Regions from separate parts of the Homo sapiens genome. Here all the other regions are linked to region 1. A link is a loop called in an ENCODE intact Hi-C map of the cell type or tissue named here. Cell type or tissue: B cell. All regions are shown on one strand.

Region 1 (8,000 bases):
ACTATGTTCAAGTCATTGCTCAGCCCAGTGAGTTTGTCCTTTCTTCCAGACCAGTAGTTTTCCCCCAGTCCCTCAGGCTTCAGCCCTTGAAGGCATCCTTAGCCCCCCACCACCATGATAGTCAGGCGCTGCGCCTATCCGCAGGGTGTGGGTATGTGTGTGTCTTTTGTTTCTGGAGCCCATTCCTTTCCTTCCACCAGCCTCTAGGCCTTCATCCAATCCTTTTGCAACTCAGTGATTCATGACTTTTCCCTGCATCCAGTCTAGTCTCTTTGCTGGTCCATTGTTTCCATAGTTGCCAGTTTAATCTTCTTAAAATGCTGCATTTTTGAAGTCAGTCTCTTTTGGTCCCTCTCAGAAACATTTAAATAGCTATCTGTTGCCACAGGGGGAAAGCTTGAACCTCTTAGCCAGTCATTCAGAGCCTGCCCTCTGCTGGGGCCTGCTTTCCTCTACAGATGCTTCTCCCACTCTGCCTGCCACAGCCCTTGTAGCTGGCTGATTGCCCTGTACCTCGCAGGCTCTGGAAGTCTTCAGCTCCTTCATGGAGCCTTTGCCAGCCATTCTTTTCAAGACTTTGCTGTTGTTCACTGCCTGATTTGTTCATTTGACACTTAATTCACTGAGCAAACATTATGAAAGATGTACTGTTTGCTACTGTGAGGAATGGATCCCCAAGAGATAAGAGGGTCAGTCCCTACTGCCAGGAAACTTGCCTGTGTCACCTGGGTTCAGTATCTTGTGTCTATTAGATCAGAAGTGGAAAGGCAGAGGCCAGCCCGTATGCTTGTTTTATTTTATTTAAATCACCAGCACCCCAGCAAGTGTTTTGCACAGGAAATTTCTCATTATTTAATTATTTTGGGTTTTTTGATTAAATTCTGTACATTCCCATTTTAGCTTATCTTGAGTTATAACATTAAAATTAAGGTAGTCATCAGCTGAATTATAAGACTTAATTAGATAAGATTATTTAAGATAGTGATTTCTCATTAGATTGGCCCTGTTCATATTAACTTTTCTGTTTTTTTCTTCAGTCTGCATGAAGAAATCAGTGATTTTTATGAATACATGTCTCCAAGACCTGAGGAGGAGAAGATGCGGATGGAGGTGGTGAACAGGATCGAGAGTGTAATTAAGGAGCTCTGGCCCAGCGCTGACGTGAGTCCCTTCCTGGGTAGCTTATGCTTCGGACAGTCCTTGTCCACGGGCTAGAAGCCTATCTGCTGGTATCTCATGCTAGTCCTCACATGCAAGTAGAAGTGCTCTGTAGAGTTGTGGTCTAATTAAATTTTAAAGGCAAACAATTTTCTGCAGTCTTTAGAATTGAGGCTTCCTAACTATTTTCATTGGATTGGATGACTAACAACTATTTTTTTTTTGTAGTGCTAATAGCAACTACTAAAGGCAAGCTATCCTTAGAAATTATTAGTGTAAAGAGAAGAAAGACAAATCAAACCTCATTGTTGTAGTGGTCTGTTATTGGATATGATATATCAAAACCTCATTACTACTTAGTTCCAGCCTGCCAGGGTAAACATTATATAATTGTTTACAGCTAAATGAAAATGTCAAGTAAGAACTTTTGTCACTTGAAGTTCATTTCCTTTGGCTAATGCACGCATAAGTCTTTTCTTATTTCTTTCCTGAAATTGCCATTTTTCATCTCTCTCAGACCAGCTAATTGCCTTTTAGACAGCTCCCAGTCAGTGAACAAAATGATTACTCAGGATTTCTTCTTGGCTTATTTGTCGTTTTTGTTACTGGTACTAAGTCTTTTGTTTTTTGTTTTTGAGATGGGGTCTCACTCTGTTGCTGAGGCTGGAGTGCAATAGTGCGATCACGACTTACTGCAGCCTCGATTTCCTGGGCTCAGGTGATCCACCTCAGCATCCCGAGTAGCTGGGACTGCAGGTGCACGCCACCACACTTAGCTAATTTTTGTATTTTTTTGTAGAGACTGAGTCTCACTATGTTGCCCAGGTTGGTCTTGAACTCCTGGGTTCAAGCAATGTGCCCGCCTTGGCCTCCCAAAGTGCTAGGATTACAGGTGTGAGCCACCACACTTGGCCTGTTACTGGTACTAAGTTAATACGTCACTTTTTAGGGCACTTTGAGGGCCTGTTCTACAATTTTGTGTATGCAAAGAAGTACACAAAATAATACTAATAAAATCCATTACTTTGTGTTTGTAGCTTTTCTTCAGGCACTGTCCTGGGTGGTGGTGGGAAGCTAGGGAAGGTTTTTTTCCAATTGGCAAAACAAAGAAGTTTCATTGTATGTAAAACTTGCAAGTATATGACAGTATGTATATGACACTGTAGGTAAAGGGAAAAGGCAAGGGTACTAATGTTTTATGAGCAATGACCATACATCGCATTCTTTCTCCTATGTGATCCAAATCAGTGGTTCTCAGCTAGTGGCTATTTTGTTCTCCAGGGGGCATTTGGCAATGTCCGAGACATATTTGATTGTCCTGACTGGGTACGCACTGCTAGTACCTAGTGGGTAGAGGCCATGGATGCCATCAGCCATTCTATGATGAACAGTATAGGCCCTTACAACAAAGAATTATCCACCCCCAAATGCCAATGTTGAGAAGCCGTGATCTAACTTAACCCTTATCTTTCTTAGGTGGAGGTTGATTATCTATCTATCTCTTTCTCTCCAGCCAGCCAGGCAGCCATCATCTGTCTACCTACAGATGAGGAACATGAGCTTGTGGTTAGGTTCCCAGGTCCATCTCGCCTCAGAGGTTGAACTGGTTTCACTGTTTATCATTTTTTTCCCCCGAGATGGAGTCTCGCTCTGTCGCCCAGGCTGGAGTGCAGTGACATGATCTCAGCTCACTGCAGCCTTTGCCTCCCAGGTTCAAGAAATTTTCCTGTCTCAGCCTCCCAAGTAGCTGGGGTTCAGGCGCCCGTCACCACACCTGGCTGATTTTTGTAATTTTAGTAGAGGTGGGATTTCATCATGTTGGCCAGGCTGGTCTTGAACTCCTGACATCAGGTGACCCACCTGCCTTGGCCTCCCAAAGTGCTGGGATTACAGGCGTGAGCCACTGTGCCCGGCCTATCCTTTTTTTATTACAATTACCTGCATACATATTTCTGCCTGAGTTCCACCGTTCTCCATGGGTTGAGATGGAATGCATCCCAGTTTTATGCCACAGCATGATGTTACCTGATGTTCTTTGTGGAATTGACCTAAAGGCCCTCACTTGCCCTACAGTTAAAGTAGTCTGATCCCAATTTAGTAATCTATTCGAAGACTCCTGCTTAGAGAACAAAAATGAAGGATTTGTGATTGTGTCTCTGGATAATGAGGGAACATTAGTGATCTGAACTGCTTCTGAAAGTTTCCTGTGGTTGGCTTTCTGTATCCACAGGTACCACACCTCCATATTAAACCAACAATGGATTGAAAATATTCAGAAAAAACTATAAAAATAACAATGTACCAATAAAAACAATACAAATTATTTTAAAAATACAGTATAACAACTATTTAGGTAGCATTTACATCATACTTGGTATTATAGGTATTATAAGTAATCTAAAGATGATGTAAAGTACATGGGAGGACTAGCATAGGTTGCATGCAAATACTCTACCATTTTATAGCAGGGACTCAAGCATCTTCAGATTTTGGCATGGTGGGACTGGAACCAATCTCCTGCCGATACCAAGGGACAACTGTATTTTGGTCTATGTGTTTCATATTGAACCAGATAAGTTTAAATTATATTCAGAATGTCTGCTTGTGAAACAGAATCCCCGCTTCATGAAGCTTGGGGTTAGAAAAAAATGCTCTTGTCATACCAAAAAGTACCAGTAGAGGGTAGCAAAAACTGACATTTCTCCATATCTTGGTGACTCAATATGATAACAACTTCTGATAACTCAATATAATAACAACTTCTTTTTCTGTTTCAGGTCCAGATATTTGGAAGTTTTAAAACTGGACTTTATTTACCTACTAGGTTAGTACACTCATGAATCTTTCAAAGGACTTTTCTTAGAGTGTATTCATTTTGGCTGTCAAATTTGTAAGGAGTAGAAACAAAACAAATTTATAAAACAAAATGGGGCTGGGCATGGTGGCTCATGCCTGTAATCCTAGCACTTCGGGAGGCCAAGGAGGGTGGATCATTTGAGGTCAGGAGTTCAAGACCAGCCTGGCCAACATGGTAAAACCCCATCTCTACTAGAAATACAAGAATTAGCCAGGCGTAGCAGTGCGCACCTGTAATCCCAGCTACTCAGGAGGCTGAGGCAGGAGAATTGCTTGAACCCGGGAGGTGAAGGTTGCAGTGAGCCGAGATCGCGCCACTGCACTCCAGCCTGGGCGACAGAGCAAGACTCTGTCTCAAAAAATAAGTAAGTAAATAAATAAAGGATTTACCAGCATTTAATTTGATTTACCTTGAAGTAGAATATCACTTCACATCATCTTACCAAGACATAGATGGTACAGAGAGATGGAAAAGGGATCATGTTGCAATGGAATCAATTAGTTACTAATTTTAGAAATTGACTGCCTGGCAGAGTATTGCTCAGTCCCATAACTTAACCCACTGACACAGATGTTAATGTAGTATCATGATAAAATGTCTGATTATATATCCTCTTGAATGTGAGTTCCCGCTGTCTTGCTCACTCACTCTTACACTCACCCTCGCTTTCAAATTAAGAACTCATTCTACTAGTTATGGCTCCAGCATCCTGATCCAGAAATTCAGGGTACAGATCTCTTCTCTGAGAAAGATCTTGGCCTTTCAGGACTGTTGTTCAGTTTCAGTCTTCTCAAATGAGACCTCTTGTGACGCACAGCCTTGGAGGCTCTCTTTTGGGAAATGATAATGTTTCTCCAAAGGGTGAATACTTGCTCTCTAAGAATTGAAATTGTTTGAACATTCCATCATGGTTATTATTATTATTACCTTAAATTTTAATCTCTCCAGAATAAAGTCAGCATCATGTTTTTCCATTTGAGCTTGATTTGGTATACTTTACCCCAACTTAAAGTGTGCTGAAGTGGATGGACCCTGGCAATTTCCGTTCTTCTCATAGATGCCCTTGGCCTGCAAAAGTCATAAAATACTCAACTTCGAGTTAATATTTCTTATTTAGGTTGTCAGCATCAGTAAAACATGAAAAATCACCTTTCTTAAAAAATTTAATTAAATTTTATGAATAGGTAGTACATTCACATAGTTCACATTTGGAAAAGGCACAAAAATCAATACAGGGAAAAGTCTCAGTCCCACCTCTGCCCCCTGGTTCTCCTTGGAACAGCCGCTTTTACCAGTTTCTCACATATCCTTTCAGAGATATCTGTGCATATAAAAGGACATGTGTGTATATTAACACAAATGGTAGCATGCTGGATACCTGTTCTGCATCCAGCTTAAAGCACTTCATAATATTTCTGAGTTGCAATTAATCTCATCCGGATAGGAAAATCATTATGTCTAGTACCACAAGCGTTTATTAAAGAAAATACATGAAGTGCTTTTTGTTTTTTTTTCTTTGAGGTTTTACTTCTTTCAAAATCACCCTATTTCCTGAGGCCTGAATTCTGTGAAATGACTGAGAGGAGGAGTTTGTTAAAATCAACAACTACTATTTCCCTTCTCCACAAAACCATTATCACCAACACATTTAGTCTTCGTTGGCCAGGGTGGGAAATAGGTTTTAATTGTACTAATGAAGTCTATAAGCATGAGTGTCAGTTAAAACAAGTTTCCAACTTCTTCCGACCCTCTTGTATATGTATTCTGTGTTCAGTGACATCGACCTAGTGGTGTTTGGGAAGTGGGAGAACCTACCCCTCTGGACTCTGGAAGAAGCTCTTCGGAAACACAAAGTCGCAGATGAGGATTCGGTGAAAGTTTTAGACAAAGCAACTGTAAGTTCTGCAGCATTTCATATTAAAATCCTTAGTTATTTACCTATGAAACTTGAATTAAAATTAAAGTTTGGTGAGCACAGTTGCATTGCAAGTGAGTGATTCTTTCATTTTGTTAATGTCACCGTGCTTGCACATAAAAAGTTTTCTGGTTGTCCACACTGGAGTGTGACCATACAATCTCGGCTCACTACAACCTGTGCCTCCTCGGCTCAAGTGATCCTTCTACCTCAGCCTCTTGGGGAGCTGTACTACAAACACAACCTGCCATGCCTGGCTAATTTTGTTGTATTTTTTGTAGAGACGGGGTTTCACCGTGTTACCCAGACTGATCTCCAACTCCTGGGCTCAAGTGATCCACCCACCTCTGCCTCCCAAAATGCTGGGATTACAGGCGTGAGCCACTGCACCTGGTCTGCATTTCTTTTCACAGCAGCAAAATATGCAATTTTATTATACACAGTACTCACTGTAGAGATTTTTGTTTGTTTTATTCATTTTTTTTAGAGAGATACAGTCTCACTATGTTGCCCAGGCTGGTCTCTAACTCCTGGACTCAAGTGATCCTCCCACCTCAGCCTTATGTGTATCTGGGACTAAGGCGCACCCTACCACGCCCTGCTTATTTAAAAAATTTTTTTTTGTAGAGATAGGGTCTCCCTGTGTTGCCCAAGTTAGGCCATTTTTTGAAAAGAACTGCTGATAGCTCATGTAAATAATCCTGTCAGCTTTTTAGAATAATTTTTATATTTTATCTTGTCAGGTTGTTTTTTGGGCTATTTGCAAAACTGACCAGTAATGCAAGTGGGTTGTAGTGTACACCTTAAGAATCCAGCAATTTTCTTATTAGAAACAGTTTGATGATACAAAACATTTAATACCTGGCATTCCTAGTTCTTCATCTTATACTCAGAAAGTGTTCTCCAAATTATTGAGGAAGGTTTTTGTTCATTTTAAAATTATCATTATAACTATATGTCAACTAATAAATGAGATGATGGGCATATTAATTTATTTAACTGTAGTAATCACTTCAGTATGTATATCAAGATAAGTATATCAAAACATGTACACCTTAAATATAAACAATAAAAATAAATAATAAAAAATTGGACACCAAACAAAATTCTCGGTTGATAGAAATTATACTGTAATATACTGTATGGGACCCAGTGCTAAATATGCAGCATATAGTATTTGTAGCAGACCAGGTTTACTGGGGTGTGCCATATTTAGAATACTCAGTGTTCTTATGCTCTCATGAGATGATGGAGACCTCATGTCTAGTAGGCTTCCATCCCCTGATTTTATCATTTAATCTGGTTAAAGCATTTACATTTTACCTTTCTTCTCTTTATAGGTACCTATTATTAAATTAACAGATTCTTTTACTGAAGTGAAAGTTGATATCAGCTTTAATGTACAGAATGGCGTGAGAGCAGCTGACCTCATCAAAGATTTTACCAAGGTCAGAGAATTTAGCGTTTATACAACAAAACTATTAGAAACGTAATTTTAAGATTCTGTTGTGGTGGTGTTCTAATATTTTTATATGCATGTTGCTGTCTCTCTCTCTCTCTTTTAAATAGAGCTAGGGTCTCACTCTGTCACCTAGGCTGGAGTGCAGTGGCTGGATCATGGCCCGCTGCAGCCTCAAACTCCTGGGTTCAAGTGGTCATCTCACCTCAGCCTCCCAAGTAGCTGGGACTACAGACGTGAGCCACTACACCTGGCTATTTTTTGTATTTTTTTTTTTTTTTTAGTGTTGGGGTCTCGCTGTGTTGGCCAGGCTGGTCTCTTAACTCCTGGCCTTAGCCTCCCAAAGCACTGGGATTACAGGCATGAGCCACCATGCTCAGCCTGCACCTTACTTTTGTATGCAACGGTTTTGCTTTCTTTGAATCTGCTTGTAATGATCAGTGATTAACTTATAATGTGACCTCAAGTAAGAATTAAAAGTTGAGAAAGCTTTTGAAGAAATTGTCTGCTCTAGATCCTTCCTTGTAGAGACAGAAGAGATGGAATTCTACTACACAGTTGATTCCATCTGTTTTTAACCTTCAGGAGTTCAGATTAAGAACCTTTCCTTT
Region 2 (8,000 bases), 430 kb after region 1:
AGGAAGCTGTGGAGTCTGGAACTCTGCCCTGCCTTCCTGTCCCCTGCCCACTCTAAGCCTCCAGAAGTCAATCCTCTGCTCACCGGGACCGTACCTAGCCTGGCCCATCGATGTGTCATGTTTGACCCATCAAGGGTTTCAAAAATTTTTAATTAATTTCCAAAATCTGAGGGTTTCACCTAAAAACCTGGATGTTTGGCTTTTCTCATAAAAATCAGAAAGTGGGTTTACCCCAGGCTCCTGTTCCCACATGGCTGCAATCCGCCCGCCTCTTCCAATGGTGCACATGCCTTTTTTCCTGCGCCCGGAGCCCCTCTCAGCCTGATTTTGAGGCCTGGCTTTGATGCGATTCAGCTCATGACCCCTGCGCAGCCTCAAGCACCTAAGTTTTGGAGGTCAGTGATGCCACTTAAAAACCTGTTCAGGGCAGAGCGTTAGACAGGAGGATGGCTAAGGGAGCAGCTTCAGGCATGGGAGGACTTTCATGGGGAAGTCTTTGGGGCAGTCCTGGAGACCCTCACAATGTGGCCCCACTCCTCCTTTAGATGGGGCAAGGTGGGCTGGAACCCCCAGCAAAGGGTCCCAGGCTGTGTGAGACCCCGCCCAGCACTCCTTAAACAGCCAAGACAGGTGGAAAGCCCCAACTCAAAAGACTGGCTGGATTGTACCCGGCTCAGTGACTTCCCCTCTTTGAGACTCAGTTTGCTTTTCTGTAAAGTGGACCTAATGAGGCCCGCTTGGCTTCAGCTCCAGGGACTTTGGAGATTTAAGCAAAGCAAGAAATGGGAAAGGAGTTTGTTACATATCAGGCTTCCTGGAGGAATGCCCCCCAGCTCTCTTGGAGGGGGAAGCAAAAAGACTGCTGATCAGGCAGGGGACGGGAACTCCCCGAGTGGCCACATGGGCAGTCTCAGTAGGAGTCTCAGGCCAGGCTCTGTCTGTGGATTCCCACTTCTCTGGGCTGCATCTCACTGTTCAGGCTAGAGTCTGGTCCTTGCCCATCTGCAGGTCCAGGAAGATGTGGCCCCAAATTCTCTGGACCTGATGTCCTAGATCCTGTGCACTTGGCTTCATGGATAGAGTCTGAGAAGGTTGCAGGATCCAGTAGCTGGACCACAGAATGCAGCCTGGGGGTTTGGCTAAGATGAGCAGACTGGCCCATGGTTGAGACTTTGGACCTGAGCTGAGTCCTGGTTCTACTACTTCCTAGATGTGTGACCTGGGACAAGTGACTCACCTCTGTGCCTTGGTGTTTTTCTCTAACATGGGGCTAATTGGGGTAACTACCTTACTGAGCTGTTATGAGTAAATGATCCAGTGGGCGTGAAGCGTTCAGCGCAGAGCCTGGCACGTAATAGGCCCTCGATAAGTAAAACAGCAACAGTAGCTGCAGTTAGGAGAATGTGACCCCAGAAGGCTCATGGGAAAGGAGGTGCAGTCCTGATGGATGAAGGGTACCTGTCCTCCACCCCGGCTGCAGAGCCCCCAGTGAGACAGCTGCTGTGGCATGCTGCCTCTGCTACACACTCAAAAAACACTTGAGGACATGACTTTTCCCTCTCAAGTTTGATGGGATCACTCTGTTCCTTCCAGACCCGACTTGTGGTGTGAACTTGGACAAGCCCCTGCTGTCTCTGGCCTTCAGTACCATATTTGTATTATGAAACTGCCCTTGGCTTGAAGCTAGACTATGGGGGTGGCAGCTCTAAGTCCTACAAACAGTAGGGGTAGTGGTGGGGATGGGCAGCCTGAAAGCCATGCCAGCAGTGCCTTCCTTGGGGAAAGAGGTGGCCTCTGGAGCAATGCTTCGCTACCCTACATCTGGGTCTGTCCTTGCCCAACTCCTAAGCTGCAGGATCGCTGAGGAGTCCACATTGCCATATCTGCCACTTACAGAGTGCCTACTGTGCACCCAGCCCACATTCACTAGTGTCCTCAAAACAGCCTTGAGAGGAAACCAACGAGGAAACAGAGTTACAGTTCAGTTAAGCAACTTACCTAACTTGTGGCTAATGCATGGTAGGATTAAACATAAGCCTGACATATGCTAGCCACATGACCCTCCCTTTCCAGGAGCCTGCTGGCATTGATACAGGTTGACAAAGACCAGTCCTACTCCGTTGTCTGCCATTACTCCAGCCAAGTCCAGGGACACGTGAGGCAAGGGGAGCTGGGGCTGCTGGTGTGGCCGAGACCTCAGCCTCAGCAAGATGGTGCCCCAAGCTCTCAGGGTGCCCTGTGGTCCCCTTCATTCATAACATTGATCATGTTTGTAACTGTAGTTGATTCTCACTCATCGCAGTAGTTACATCTTATAAAGTCACCTCTGACACTGAGTTAGCGCATACTGAACTACTGATCCTAGGGGAAATACAGGGTTAGGTTCCTGCCAGCTTCTGGTCACAACATTTTCATTACCAATCAGTGCATAACCTTGTTTTATGTGTGCTTCTGTTTAAAGATGCCTAATTTACTATATATTCTTGATTCGTTAACATTGAACTCAGCCAACAGCTCTATAACTCATGACTGAATGAAGCTTATCTAGCACACATATTTTCTCTGCAAGGCATATCAGAGCCTTCTGTGCTTAAGAGCACAAGATGGCACTTCAGCGTCATGCCTGGGGAGCATTTTAAGCAGCCAAATCACCAACACAAAGCACAAACATGCACAAAGCATGATGCTAAACAGACTGTGAGAAGGATGTTTGTGTATAGGATGAGAACTGAACCACGAAAGCAGAGCATCATCTTGTTCGACCTCAGTTGAGAACATGTTGTCGGGCCACTCAGACTTTTCACTGCTCTGCGCATATCACGAATGAAGTGAATGCACCATGAGTATTGATTTTGGGTGATAGACAAATTTTAGTGAATAGGCAATTTCGTAAATACAGAATCCACGGAGGGTGAGGATCCACCGTATGTACTTATCTATGCCTCTAATTATTTGGTTTCCACCAAAGCACTTGTTCACCAGATTATCTTATAATCCCAAAGGCCCAGCAAAGACAGGTGCTTGTTCAATGTCTGTTGAGCGACTGAAGGACAACACATTCCTGGCCTCCCCACCCGCCCCCAGCGGGACCTAGCACATGGCCTGCTGTTGACACTCCATGTGTCTTTGTTGATAGAATTCATAAAGACAGATGGGAAAAGGGGCACCCCTCTTGCGGGTTCCTGATGCTGAGAGTTGTTGGAATGTTGATGCTGCCCCCAGAGAAGGGTGACAGCATGCAGACAGACTGGAAACCCAGAACCTCCTGGGGATATTCAGATGGTGTCACTGGGCTCGGCCTGTGGGCTCTCAGCACATCTAGGTACTGGGGCCCAGGGTGACTCTGAGTGGCTCAAGTCCCCTGGCCAGATCCTCTCCAGATGGGCCCCTGGCCATCTTAGCCAACATCACCTGATTCTGTTTCCTCTGACTCTGTCCTCAAAAGGCAGCATCTGATTGTGATTTGGTCCAGAAATTCCTGGCCAGAATATTTCCAGTGTGGTGCATGTGAACTTCCCGCCTTCCCTTCCTTCCCTCCTCCCTCCTTTCTTCACTGGGGAGAAAGAATTTGGCATTCGAGTATCTCACCCCGTCTTGCTAAGCAGTTTAGTTAGACTGCAGGCCAGTCTCTGTGGTGTGACCACCCCCCAGTGGCAAGGAGCTGCCAAAACTGAGCTTCTGGGCAAGACGTGGGCAGAGCAAAGAGAGACCCACACTTGGCACTTCCTGCCCAGAAAGGACCTGCTCAGGCCTGGCTGGCCTTTACCACCGTCATCTCCAGGCTTTCTGTTCATCCGTACTTTCAAAGATTTAGTGATCAAGTACTATGTGTCAGGAACCATGCTCAGCACTCGATAAAACAGACATCATCTCTACCTACCTTTGTGGAGCTTTAATCTAGTGTGGGGGACGGGGGGACTGCTTCCACCCAGAAACGACATTTTTATCCACTGCGATAACTTCTGGGGAGACATGGGAGGGAATAACAGAGGGGACATGATGGAGATGGGGGACTGCAGAGGGACTCTCCAGGAAGCCACATTTAGGGGGTGACCTCAAGGGTGAGGAAGAATTAGCCAGGTGGAAAGTTAGAGGGAGCAGCTGGTACAAGGGCCTCAAGGGTGGATGGAGGGTGAACGCTTGATGAACTGGTGCAGGCCTGTATGGCCGGGTACAGCTGGCAACGAGGAGGCCCGGTATGGGCAGAATCTGGGGGCCTGAATGGTGGAGAGTCTGCTTGTCACCCCAAGAGACACATCAGGAAGCTAGGTGGTCAGTCGGGAGAGAGAGGATGTGACACTCTAGCCACCACCACGCAGAGAAGGGATTGGAAACAGTAGCCCGGAGAGGAGGCTCTCTTGGTAGGATCCCACGGCAACCGAATGGATGCACGTTGTTTATGACGTTCTTACCCATGAAAGCGCTCAAGGATCCGCTTGCTTGCTTACATGTGGGATCAGCACTACCTTCCGTGCTGCCGAACATCTTCTTAAGCGAGGGAAAGAACAAAAAGAAAAGTTGGCAAGAAAGAAAGGGCAAAGACAGAGAGACTGGGAGAGAAAGAGGCCCCAATTTCCTCTCTCTGGTAGTTGCTGAATTGGCTCTCGTGAAGGCAGAAAGGGAAGGGCTGACTTATGTCCCTCTGCCAGGAGAGGGGAAAGGAGGGAGGCATGATATTGACTTAAACGTGGGGGATTTAAAAGGCCCCTATGTTCCCACTTTGTGCTTTGCTTCTAACAGACAGCCTGGGACCTTTGAAGTCGGTCTGGCCCAGTGGGGAGCGGGCTTCTGTGGAGACAAGATGCTAACGGGGGCGGGGGAAGGGGGCCAGGGGGCGGCCGAAACTCTATTAGGCATGCTCTAGCAAAAAGAAAGGCAAATCCAATGATAATGTACATCTGTTTCAGGGAATTTATAAGCTTTGAACATTTTTTATGGGCAGATAAGTGGGTCCTTTTCTTACCATAACTTAGAACTTCAAAGCTGAGTGTGTGGATAATGCAAATTGCTGAAATATGAGATTTTCCCTACAAAGAGGTTTCCAAAAAAGACGAGGAAGAAAAAGAGGGGGGGGGGAGAGAGAACGAAGGCTAACTGATGCCACAGTCTTTTATGTACATGGCAAAAACGGGACAGAAATTGATTTTTATGAAAGAAGAAATTGATGGGAGACATGGCGTGGGGAGGAGGCGGCCTTGTGGCAGGTGCTGGGAGGCAGGGACTGGGGCCGGGCGGGTCCACCCAGGCTGTGGGTCAGCCCTGCAGGGTTGAGCTGCCTGGCTGTGGCTCAGGCCCTGGGGACACAGTGCCCTCCCTCTAGGAGCCTTAATGGGGAAAACAAGAACACTGTCACTCGTAATGGGCATGAAAGGACACTTCAGAGCCAGCCAAGGCAGTGTCAGCCCAGAACAACACCCTGGAACACCCAAGGGGGCTCCAAGGCAGGATGGGACCCCCTGGTTTGGGAAAATCAGAAAAGGCCTCCTGGAGGAGAGGGGCTCTAGGGGGCAGGTATGATCCTGAAGGGAAGACAGTGGGGTGGGACATTTCAGATGGCAAAACAGCTGGGTCAGGATATCCCCAGGGTCATGCCTCTGCCACCCAGACCCCACCACATTCAGCCCTCTGTGCTTTTCTTGTCTCCCACATCCCCAGCCCCAGTAACTAGCAGGGACACAGTCAACATTCAATATGTGCATGTTGAATGAATGAATGAATGAATGTGAGATCGTGAGAACACACAGCTGGTTGGCAAGCAGCATCAACCAGCTCTTTCTTTTCACTATATTACATATCTACAGTGGTAGAGTCATACTAGAAGACATGATGGGATGGTGGTGTGGTCTCTGTAGTTGACCCCATCATCCTTTCTGTCCATAGGTGATTCGTCTAAGCCAGACATGGCAAAGTCCTCACCTTTGCCAGTGACTGATTCAGGAAAGATCATGTGTGACCTTATTCTGGGCAATGAGATCTGAAGGGAAGTCTGTTGAGGAACTTGTAACATGTCATGGTAGTGGCCATCTTGCTACAGCCTGAGGACCACAGAGCACACACAGAGAGTGCTGGGTCCTTGGGAATGATGTTGAGCAAGCACTTATACATGACCTGGCAGCCACCCAGCATCTGTACTTTAGTTATTTGGTTTTTCTCAGGAGGAGATCCTGAGATGAAGACTCAGGAGCAGGTTGTTGATTTTGAGGTGGTCCTGGGAAAGACAGGGAGGAGAGTGGGGAAGTGAGGCAGAAAAGGAAGGGAAGTTCCACTCCAGGAGCCCACGTGGAACATACCTCAGAGTTATCCCACCTGCACAGGGAGGGAGCTGAGGTATTTACCCACCCATCCTTGTCAGTCATTGGTCAAGGGCTATTTCTGTGCATAGGCATAGGCTTCAGCAGAATTGCAGGTACTGGCAGTCGGAAATTGGACCAGCAAACAGAAATGATTCCTACAGGGGATACAAGCCAGGCACAGGCAGTGTCTGTTACTTGGGGTTCCTGTTGCTTAGAGTTGAAAGCATCATAACCCATCCCAGGTGATCATAGAAGGACCTCAAAGGAAAAGGTGAGGGGTTTGGACATTTCCTGAGAATCCATGGGGGAACCATTCAGGGTTTGGGGCAGGTGTCAACCACAAGAACATTAAACAGGCTCTTTTGGCAGCAAAGTTGGGAGTGGTGTTGAAGTAACTGGGAAAACTCCACAGAGGCTCAGCGTCCACCTCTACCTGACACCCTGCCAGCAACCTGGGTGATTTCCGCAGGTGTCTGAACCCCGATCTCTCAGTGTTATGGCCCCCACCACCAGGAAGGCCTCCTTTTCTCTCTTCTATAGCCACTCACTCCTGGGCCCCACTGTGAACCCAGAAATGCCACACCATGGAAGCCACACACTCTGCTGTCTCCTTCTGTCCTCATTCCTGTCCTTCTCACAGTCAGTCCCTCTTGGCTCTTCCTAGAGTCCCTTTCATTCCCTCATTTCCACTTCCTGCCGCTGTACTGTCACCTGTGGCCTGGATTTGCACTCTTGGTCCAACACCCTCAACTCCAACACCTCTGTCTTTCTGCCCCATCCACTAGACAAAAGCTGACTCTGGAAAACATTAGGCACTCAGAATCAAGGGTTCTGGGGTCAGATGGATAATTGCCATCATCCTCACCAAGTTGCCACTGGACTTTCTTGCCCCTAAATCCACTGGGCATTTCATTGCTACCTTTCTTGACTTCTTGATTGTTTTTGTGATACTGACACATCCCCCCTTTCAGAACACCCTCTGCCCTTGGATTCTGTGCACAGGAAGCTAGTTGCTCCCCTGAATACACTCTTTCTTCCTTGTAATACAGCCTCTGATTTTGAGCCCAAGAATAAAGACTACAGTTCTCAGACTCCTTCGCAAATAAATTTTGTGACTAAACTCTAGTCAACAGTAAGTGTCATGTAGCAGCTCCTGGGAATCTCCTTTAAAAAGAGAGCTTGTTTATACCTATTGTCATCTCTGTTCTTCTGTGCCCCTTCTTCCATTTTGCTGCCTGGAAAGCAGATGTGATGGCTGGAATTCCAGTCACCATTTTGGACCATGAGGACAACACCCTAGAGATGTGGAGTGGCTAAAAGAAGCCTGTGTTCCTGAGAACTTAGAGGACCAGGACCTCTATTCCAGGCTTGGACACCTACATTTAGACTATTATATGAGGAAGCAATCAACTTCTCACTTGTTTCAACCACTTTCACTTGCAGTCAAACCTGAATTGTAAGTGAAATTGCTTTCCTGATAGCAAACCTGTTGGATTTTCTCCAGAATCCCTGGGCCACTTTTAGCAGTCAGATTCGTCTAATCCTCCTTTAAAGATGGTGGCAGTGAAACTGGTACATGGGACCTGACTGGGCTTTGTTTGCAACTTTCTGATAATTTATAATTATTTCAAAATAAAAAAATTTTAAAAATAGTGGCGTTGCTCAGATCTCAGTGCTGGCTGCCTGGCCTTCTCCGTGGACTCACTT
Region 3 (8,000 bases), 140 kb after region 1:
ATTGGTCTAGGAGCAGAAGTCAGAGGAAACCCTTCAGATGCAGAAAGAATTTGTAATATGTTAACATATTTTTAACTGAAAACTGAAGAAATGATTTTAAAGTCTATTAAGTATTTCATAACAAGGAAGTTTTACATACTAGCTGTACCCTCAGGATGGAGATTTCTTTCTTTTAAAATACACAGCCTCATTAACAGCTACACTTATACAGGAAAACATGAAGCAAAATAAACAACCTCAACTAACTGACCAATGTTTTAACCTTTGGGAGATTAGCACTGCATATTTTTAACCAACCAAAGGGGAAAAGGCTAAAATAGTAACTATGAACATACATCTACAATCCTCCATATTAATTTCTAATAGGCTTGCATTTCTGGTCCATGCATGTCTATTTTCTCCATAAATGGATATAACTTCTATCACGTGTATGTGGGGGATGCTAAAAAAACTGACATTAAAAAGGTCCTCTTAAATACCTCCGTATGTGTGCCAAGACAGGACTGGACCAAAAAAACCCCAAAATCAGAAACTCAAATTTGAAAACTAGTGCTTTTCATCACAGATTCACAACACTGGCTGTACACTAGAATCACACAGGAGCTTTAAAAAAATTCCAATGCGGGGAAGAAGCGGGAGGAAGACTCAGCCTAGACCCACTGTACCAGAAGCTCTTGGGGAAGAAGGGTAGGGTCCAGGCAGTGATATTTCCACAGATGAGTATTGGCATTGGGATTTGAATATTTGGCATTTGTATTTCCAGTATTGTCAGGTTGAGAATGAGTGCTTTATATGATTAAATCATTATGCTAATTTTTTTTCCCTCTGGAAATCTGGCACACCAAAAGTTTTCTTACTCCACAGAATAACAGTAAAAATATGGTTTAAAAAATAACAACTTCTTTAAAAACATATTTACCATGTTGCTAGTCCCAGTGGTAGGCACTTGACATATTTTATATCGAATCCTCACAAAAGCCATCAAAGTGGTGGTATCCTCCACTACCGGAGGATACTGAGGCTCAGTGAGGTTGAAATTATCTATCCTGAGTCATGCATTAAATAAAAGAGTAGAAATCTGACTCAGGTCTATGTGAATCTGCCTTTGTTTTTCACAGCAGGATGCCTAAGCAGTGAGACTAAAAAATGACAACAAGCAAAAATACATAGTCAGGACCCATACATCAAAATGTGCGCTGTCCACAGGAGTTACCGTAACGGCAGCATTCACCCCTGGGTGGCCTCCTGCAGCTACCCTTTGGAGGAAATTATCTAACTCCTAGGTCAGTCATTTTAATACAGAGCCCCATCTAGTTTTGACCAAAAATGCTATTATCAAACTTGATCAACTAGATTTTTTATTTTTTAAACCAGGCTTAGCTCCTGGTAAGGATGAAGAATCATCCAATCACTAAAACTAATCAAAACAGTGTGGCTCTGGGTTCTAATTCCCAATGTCTTTAGACTAAGAAATACTTCCTGAAGTGTTTTTTCATTAAGACTTTGTTTCTAATTGACATATAATAATTGCACATATTTAGAGGGTACAGTGTGATGTTTCGACACATATATACTAACATACATATATACAAGGATACTTCGGTGTATCCTTGTATGTATGTATGTATGTATGTATAAGGTGTAATAATCAAATCAAGGTAATTAGCATATTTATCACCCCAAACACTTGTTATTTCTTTGGAATAAGAACATTCAAAATCCTTTCTTTTAGCTATTCTGATGTATATAATAAATGGTTGTGGACTGCTGTCACCTTACTGTGCAACAGAAGACCAGAGCTTATTCCTCCCATCTAACTGTAATTCTGTACCTGCTGACCAACCTCTACCTTTCCCTTGCCTCTGGTAACCACTGTTCTACTCTCTACTTCTATGAATCAACTTTTTAAGATCCCACATGAGTGAGATGATGTCATATTTGTGCCCTCACCATATTTTCTGTCTTCACATCAGATGGGTAATGTGCTGATGTTGTAACAAAGTTTGAGGGCGGTATATCTCACAAAGGAACATGAAAACCCAATCATTACACTTATGAACTACAAAAGGATCGTGCAGTATTTGTTCTTCTGTGTTTGGCTTATTTAACATGATGTCCTCTAGGTTCATCCATGTTGTTACAAATGATAGTATTTCATTCTTTTTAATGGTGGAATAATACTCCATTGTGTATACATACCACATTTTAAAAAATGCATTCATCCATTGATGGGCACTTAGACTGATTCCATCTTGGCTACTATGAATAGCACTGCAATTAACACAAGAGTACAGGTATCTCCTGGACATACTGATTTCATTACCTTTGGATATATACCCAGTAGCTGAATTGCTGGATCATATGGTAGTTCTATTTTTAATTTTTTAAGGAACTTGTTGTCCATAATGGCTATACTAATTTACATTTCCACCAACAGTATATACAATTTCCCTTTCTCTACCACATTCTTGCCAGCTTTGTTTTTTTTTTTTTTTTGTCTTTTGATAACAGGCATTCTAATTGGGGTGAGGTGATTTTGACTTGCATTTCTCTGATTATTAGTGATGGTGAGCATTTTTTCATATACCTGTTGGCCATTTGAATGTCTTCTTTTAATTAAGTCATTTCTTTTAAGGTGACATCATTAACCTACATTCTGGCCTTACGTTGCAAGAAAAACTCTAAGGCAGCCATGACATTTTACAGTCACACCTTGTAAATTGCAATGGAATACCCAATACCTATTCACTCCTTTCGGACAAGTAGTGAAGTAATGAACAAGTTATTTAAATATAAAGACTAGATGTAATTTTTCTCAAACACCAAAAAAGAAGAGAGATCAGTAAGTTCTTTTTTTTTTTTTTTTAGAAAAGATCTCATTCTGTTGCCCAGGCTGGAGTGCAATGGTGCTATCACAGCTCACTGTAGCCTCAACCTCTTGGGCTCAAGTGATCCTTCCACCTCAGTCTCTGGAGCTGGGACTACAGGTGTGTGCAACCACACTAGGATAATTTTTATTTTTTTGTAGAGATGGGGTCTCACTATGTTGCCCAGGCTGGTCTTAAACTCCTGGCCTCAACTGATCCTCCCACCTCAGCCTCCCAAAGTGTTGGGATTACAGGTGTGAGCTACTATACTCGGTTAACTTCTGATCTTAACTGCAAACCTGAACAGGCATTGAATACAGATTACATTAGAGAAAAATTATTTACAATGTGTTCTGGGTTGACTTAAGTTCAATACAATGAAAGAAAGTCCACTGTAAAAATGTATGATCTACAACCATAAACCCTTTGCAAATAATGGAAATATCTTTGAGCTGAAAATTTAAACTCTGAGTAGAGAGATATCAAAATAAATATATTTTATTTATTTATTTATTTATTTTTTGAGACGGAATCTTGCTCTGTTGCCCAGGCTGGAGTGCAGTGGTGCAATCTCGGCTCACTGCAAGCTCCATCTCCTGGGTTCACACCATTCTCCTGCCTCAGCCTCCCAAGTAGCTGGGACTACAGGCGCCCATCACCATGCCTGGCAATTTTTTTTTTTTTTTTTTTAAGTACAGATGGGGTTTCACCATGTTAGCCAGGATGGTCTCAATCTCCTGACCTCGTGATCTGCCCGCCTCGGCCTCCCAAAGTGCTGGGACTACAGGCGTGAGCCACCACACCCGGCCCAAAATAAATATTTTAATAAAGATTGAGTTATTCTTTTCCCTTTTAAGAACTCAACAGTAGCTTAATCTAGGCACTGAAATTTTTAGAACCAATTTCTGCATTTAAAAGAAGGCCATAATTCCTATTTATGGTGTTTTATTTTTTCTCCCATACTTAATAATTGCTAAACATTTGTGGCATGATAAGCATTGTACAAATACATAGAAGGTATTTCCATCTATTAGCAAAGTGGAAATATCTGTATTGTTTATTCCTGGCTTAAAGTTTTAACATCAGAAATTACTTTAGAGACAGAAATTTGTCATTAAAAGTATTATGTAACACCCTTCAAGTTGCCAGGGAAACAAACCAAATAAAGAATATCTAAAAGTTAGCCTAGCCTCTTGGAGTACTTCTGCTGCCAGGCAAAATATTTATCATTCACTTTAAAATCACGTATGTTTGGAGTTAGGCACAAATGTGGTTTGGATCCTACACATCTACCATTTTAATTTCTATGTTATAAAAATATTGGAAAAACATTTACCTCTGCAATTGTCTCATCAGTTGATTCAAAGCTTCTTGAAGGGGTGTCTGTTCTACTTCTAAAGCAAAGAAGAAGGGAAAAGGGTATTTTAAAAAGGAGTATTCTAGAGAGTATTATTTACTAGATCATTTTCTACAACCATTATTAAATATCTCATACAGAAATTCCATTTATCTTAAAAATATATTGAAGTTTGAGAGTATTAATCCAAAATTGAAGCTAATTTAAAGCTCTTATGCAGTTTGAGAGAAAAAACTTAAAAATTCAATCACAAAGCTCCAACTTAGAAGCTAAAACCCCACCATTTTCCTGAGCTATAATGATTTCAGCCTCCTCATTCAGGATAGTTAATTCAGAGTTATTCCAACCTTCTTGTTTGGCTAAAGAGCTTGTGAGAGGCTTCTCAGGAGGCAAGTCTAATCTCACAGGGGCGTGACACTGGAGATCTTTTTCTGCCTCATTCTCCACCCGGTCTCGATCTCGCTTCTTTTTATCCTCCTAAATGGAACAAAGGGAGATAATTTAGAAATATTTCAGAACCAATATCTTTAAATACATAAATCATTTTAAGGGGTAAAAAGACATCATTGTAAAGAAAATATTCTTAATAACAAGCTCAATGTACTTTACTGCCATCTACTGGAAAAGGAGAGAATAATACGTTCACGAAGGAAAAAACAAAGGGGGTCTCTATGCCAGAAATAACCAGTTAGAAAAACAATACTATCCAAAAAAGCAACATAGTGTATATAGAAATAAATCTAATAAAAGATACCCAAAACCTTTTGGGAAAAACTGTGAAACATTACTGAAGGTCACAGAAGGCCTGAATAAAGGAGATATACTATGTTCATGAATTCAGAGTCAATCCTCTCTCAAGTTATCAATACATTCGATGTAATGCCAATCGAAATTTAAAAACAAAAATTTCCATGGAATTCAACAAGCCAATTGCATTAATTTACCTCGAAGAGTGAACGATTAAGAACACAATAGTTTTGAAAAAGGTCAGAGTAAGATGATACGTCTTACCAGATATTATTTGTATAACGTGATAATAAGACAATGTGGGTCTGACACACAGACAAATAAGCCAACAGAAGAGATCAGAGCCCAGAAACAGACCCATGTACATAGAATAATCTTAGTATATCACAGAGGTGACATTATAAGTCAATGACAAAAGGGTGGTGCTGAGACAACTGTTACCTGAAAAGAGAAAATAGAATTTGAGCTCTACTTCATGCCATACACAAAAGTGAATTCCAGATAAAGACTTAAATGTACAAAGCAAAGCTTCAGAACTTCAGATAAAAGAAAAGCATCTTTAAGACCCAAGAGTAGAAAAAGACTTTCTTAAAAAGATATAAAATGAATAAATTTTAAAGGAAAACCTTGATAAATTTGATATTAAGTTGATAAATTTTGGTACCTCAACAAAATCCATGAACCAAGTTAAAAATCTAACGATAGACTGAGATAAAGTACTTGAAACACAACTTATAAAACATTAAGGATTCCATGAAGAGCATCTATAAATCTATGCAAAAAGGCAAAAAATCCAAAAAAGAAATAGATAAGTGATATCACAGGTAACTCACAGAATAAGAAATGTGAAATGTTGAGAACATGAGAACTAGCTCAAGCTCCCTAGAACTTGGGTAATTATAGATTTAAAAACTAGAAGGCATTTCGCCTCTCTTTGGCAACATTTGTCTGAAATGTCAAGTTTTGATAAAAATGTAGAGAAATGGGATTTTCATACCTTGCAATTGGGTGAATAGGAACAATCCTTAGCAGAGCAATTAGCAATATCTAGCAAAGCTAGCAAAGCCTTTAACCTACTTCTCAACTGCTACTCTCTGTGCATATACCAGAGAAATTTCCTGTCGTATGGTCTACATGGAGACTTGTAAGAGATTACTGCAGCATTGTTTAAAATAGTAAAAAATAGGAATAATCCAATGCCTATTAAAAGGAAAATAGATTAATAAATTGTGTCATATTTACATAACAGGTAATGTAAATGAGCTAAAATTGTATTGTATCAACATGGATAACATTCAGAAACAATGTCTGAAGAAAAGTTGCAGAACAATTACTGTTACAAGCTATGTATGAAAATGTGTAAGCATACATTGTTTACAGATGTATGCAGAACTTGTAATTATAAAAACATGCATGTGATATACACCAAATTCAGTACAGTGGTTCTATCAGAAGGAAAGACAGAAATGGGACTCTGAAAGGGTATAAGGGATCTCTGTCTGCCCTCTTCTTTCCTTAGGGGAAAAAAAAAATATATATATATATATACACACACACACACACATATATATATGGCTAAATGTTGAGATCTGTTAAAGCTGGATGGTTGGTATCAAGATGGTAGTTTTATTATTCTCTGTACTCTGCATTCTTAAAATTTAAATTCTGAAGTAAAATTGTCCAACAATGCCCATTTTATGCTCATCAAAATCAAGATTCTCAACAGGATCTTATGGACTCAAAAAGCTATTTTCTTGGCCTATGCCCTATTTTTTATTTCTAGTATCTACAGCAATGGTTCTCAAAGCATGGTCACCAGACTGGCAGCATCAGGATTATTTAGGATTTTGCAAGAAACAAAAATTTTATTTTGCAAGAAACAAAAATTCTTGTGGTTCGCAAGCTTTAGTGTGCATTAGAATCACCTGAAGGTCTCATTAAAAACACAGATGGCTGGGCCTTGTCCCTAGAATTACTGATCTGCAGGTATGGGGTAGAGACAGAGAATTTGTACTTTCTAACAAGTTTCCAGGCCATGTGGGTGTTGCTGGTACAGGGACCACACTTTGAGAATCACTGATCTAGAGCTCTGCACTCTATTTTCAGAATCCAAAGCACCTAATACAGAATATATGGTTGTTTTAAAAGTTCCAGAGAGCAGTTATAAACTGAACTCATGCTTGATCCCAGCTACCACTGTTAGTTGGTTAATGTATTTTTACCACCTCACAACATATTCTGTTGCAGTAATTCTTAACTTTGGAAAATTTTAAATCCTTCGTCCAGAAATACTGGTATGGATCTTGGTAGGCTGGCAAGTTTAGAAGATCCATTCTATGAAATAACAGCCACAGAGACACAGATTCCTTCCTATTAAATGTGACCTGTGAAGAAAGGACAGCTTGAGAGGCAGTATGCATTCTCCCAGGTAGAAAAAACTCATCCAGTGCCAGTGCCAAGAGTCTAGAACTGGGGCCAGCAAACTTTTTGGTCAACGACCAAACTGGGCCAAGTGCAGTGGCTCGTGCCTGTAATCCCAGAGCTTTGGGAGGCTGAGGCAGGTGTACCACTTGAGGCCGGGAGTTTGAGACCAGCCTGGCCAACAAAGCGAAACTCCATCTCTACTAAAAATACAAAAATCCGCTGCGGGTGGTGGTGCACGCCTGTAATCCCAGCTACTTGGGAGGCTGAGGCAGGAGAATCGCTTGAACCCGTAGGTAGAGGTTGCAGTGAGCCAAGAACGCATCACTGCACTCCAGCCTGGGCGACAGAACAAGACTCTGTCTCAAAAACAAAACAAATCAAAACAAAACAAAAACCCAAAACGGCCAAACTGTAAACATTTAGGCTTTGTGGCCCATTAAGTTCTGTCACAACTACTAAACTCTGCTTTTGTATTATAGTATGTGTTGTAGTATGAAAACCACCACAGATAAAATGTAAATGAATTAATTTGGTTGTGTTTCAATAAAAATTTATTTACAAAAACTGTTGGCCAACTTGCTAACCTATGCTCTAAGAGTCCAGCT

Evidence for each region. A loop is a pair of places that touch in the nucleus more often than their neighbours do. Peaks named below come from ENCODE experiments on the same cell type or tissue, not always from the same donor. Only the 100,000 strongest peaks of a DNase experiment are listed, where the experiment ranks them.
Region 2: a loop joins it to region 1, with 25 times the contacts of the local background. A loop is called at or near these places in 3 of 110 quality-filtered maps.
Region 3: it touches region 1 in a loop (16-fold over the local background); 82 of 110 quality-filtered maps call a loop at or near these places.

What each region holds. Positions count from the first base shown.
Region 1 is chr16:50,210,286-50,218,285 of GRCh38, forward strand. It overlaps TENT4B (terminal nucleotidyltransferase 4B), which reads left to right. Exons shown (of 12, transcript NM_001365324.3): 2 at 1,038-1,161; 3 at 3,936-3,982; 4 at 5,790-5,910; 5 at 7,271-7,378. Among named protein-coding and RNA genes, the nearest start is that of ADCY7, 52 kb to the right of the region's middle. RefSeq lists a silencer at 293-587. In B cell, CTCF peaks have their summits at 425 (motif pointing left), 628, 3,844 (motif pointing right) and 4,045; DNase peaks (open chromatin) are centred at 436 and 3,826; H3K27ac peaks cover 170 bases.
Region 2 is chr16:50,641,305-50,649,304 of GRCh38, forward strand. It overlaps NKD1 (NKD inhibitor of Wnt signaling pathway 1), which reads left to right. Exons shown (of 10, transcript NM_033119.5): 10 at 1-7,945. Among named protein-coding and RNA genes, the nearest start is that of NKD1-AS1, 32 kb to the left of the region's middle. RefSeq lists a silencer at 2,132-2,286 and an enhancer at 5,258-5,776. In B cell, CTCF peaks have their summits at 3,638 (motif pointing left) and 3,842; a DNase peak (open chromatin) is centred at 3,637.
Region 3 is chr16:50,350,222-50,358,221 of GRCh38, forward strand. BRD7 (bromodomain containing 7) reads right to left here. Exons shown (of 17, transcript NM_013263.5): 3 at 4,572-4,701; 4 at 4,204-4,261. LOC124903785 (small nucleolar RNA U13) reads right to left here and starts at 2,071; the gene lies at 1,968-2,071. In B cell, CTCF peaks have their summits at 4,844 (motif pointing left) and 5,050; a DNase peak (open chromatin) is centred at 4,840; H3K27ac peaks cover 1,682 bases.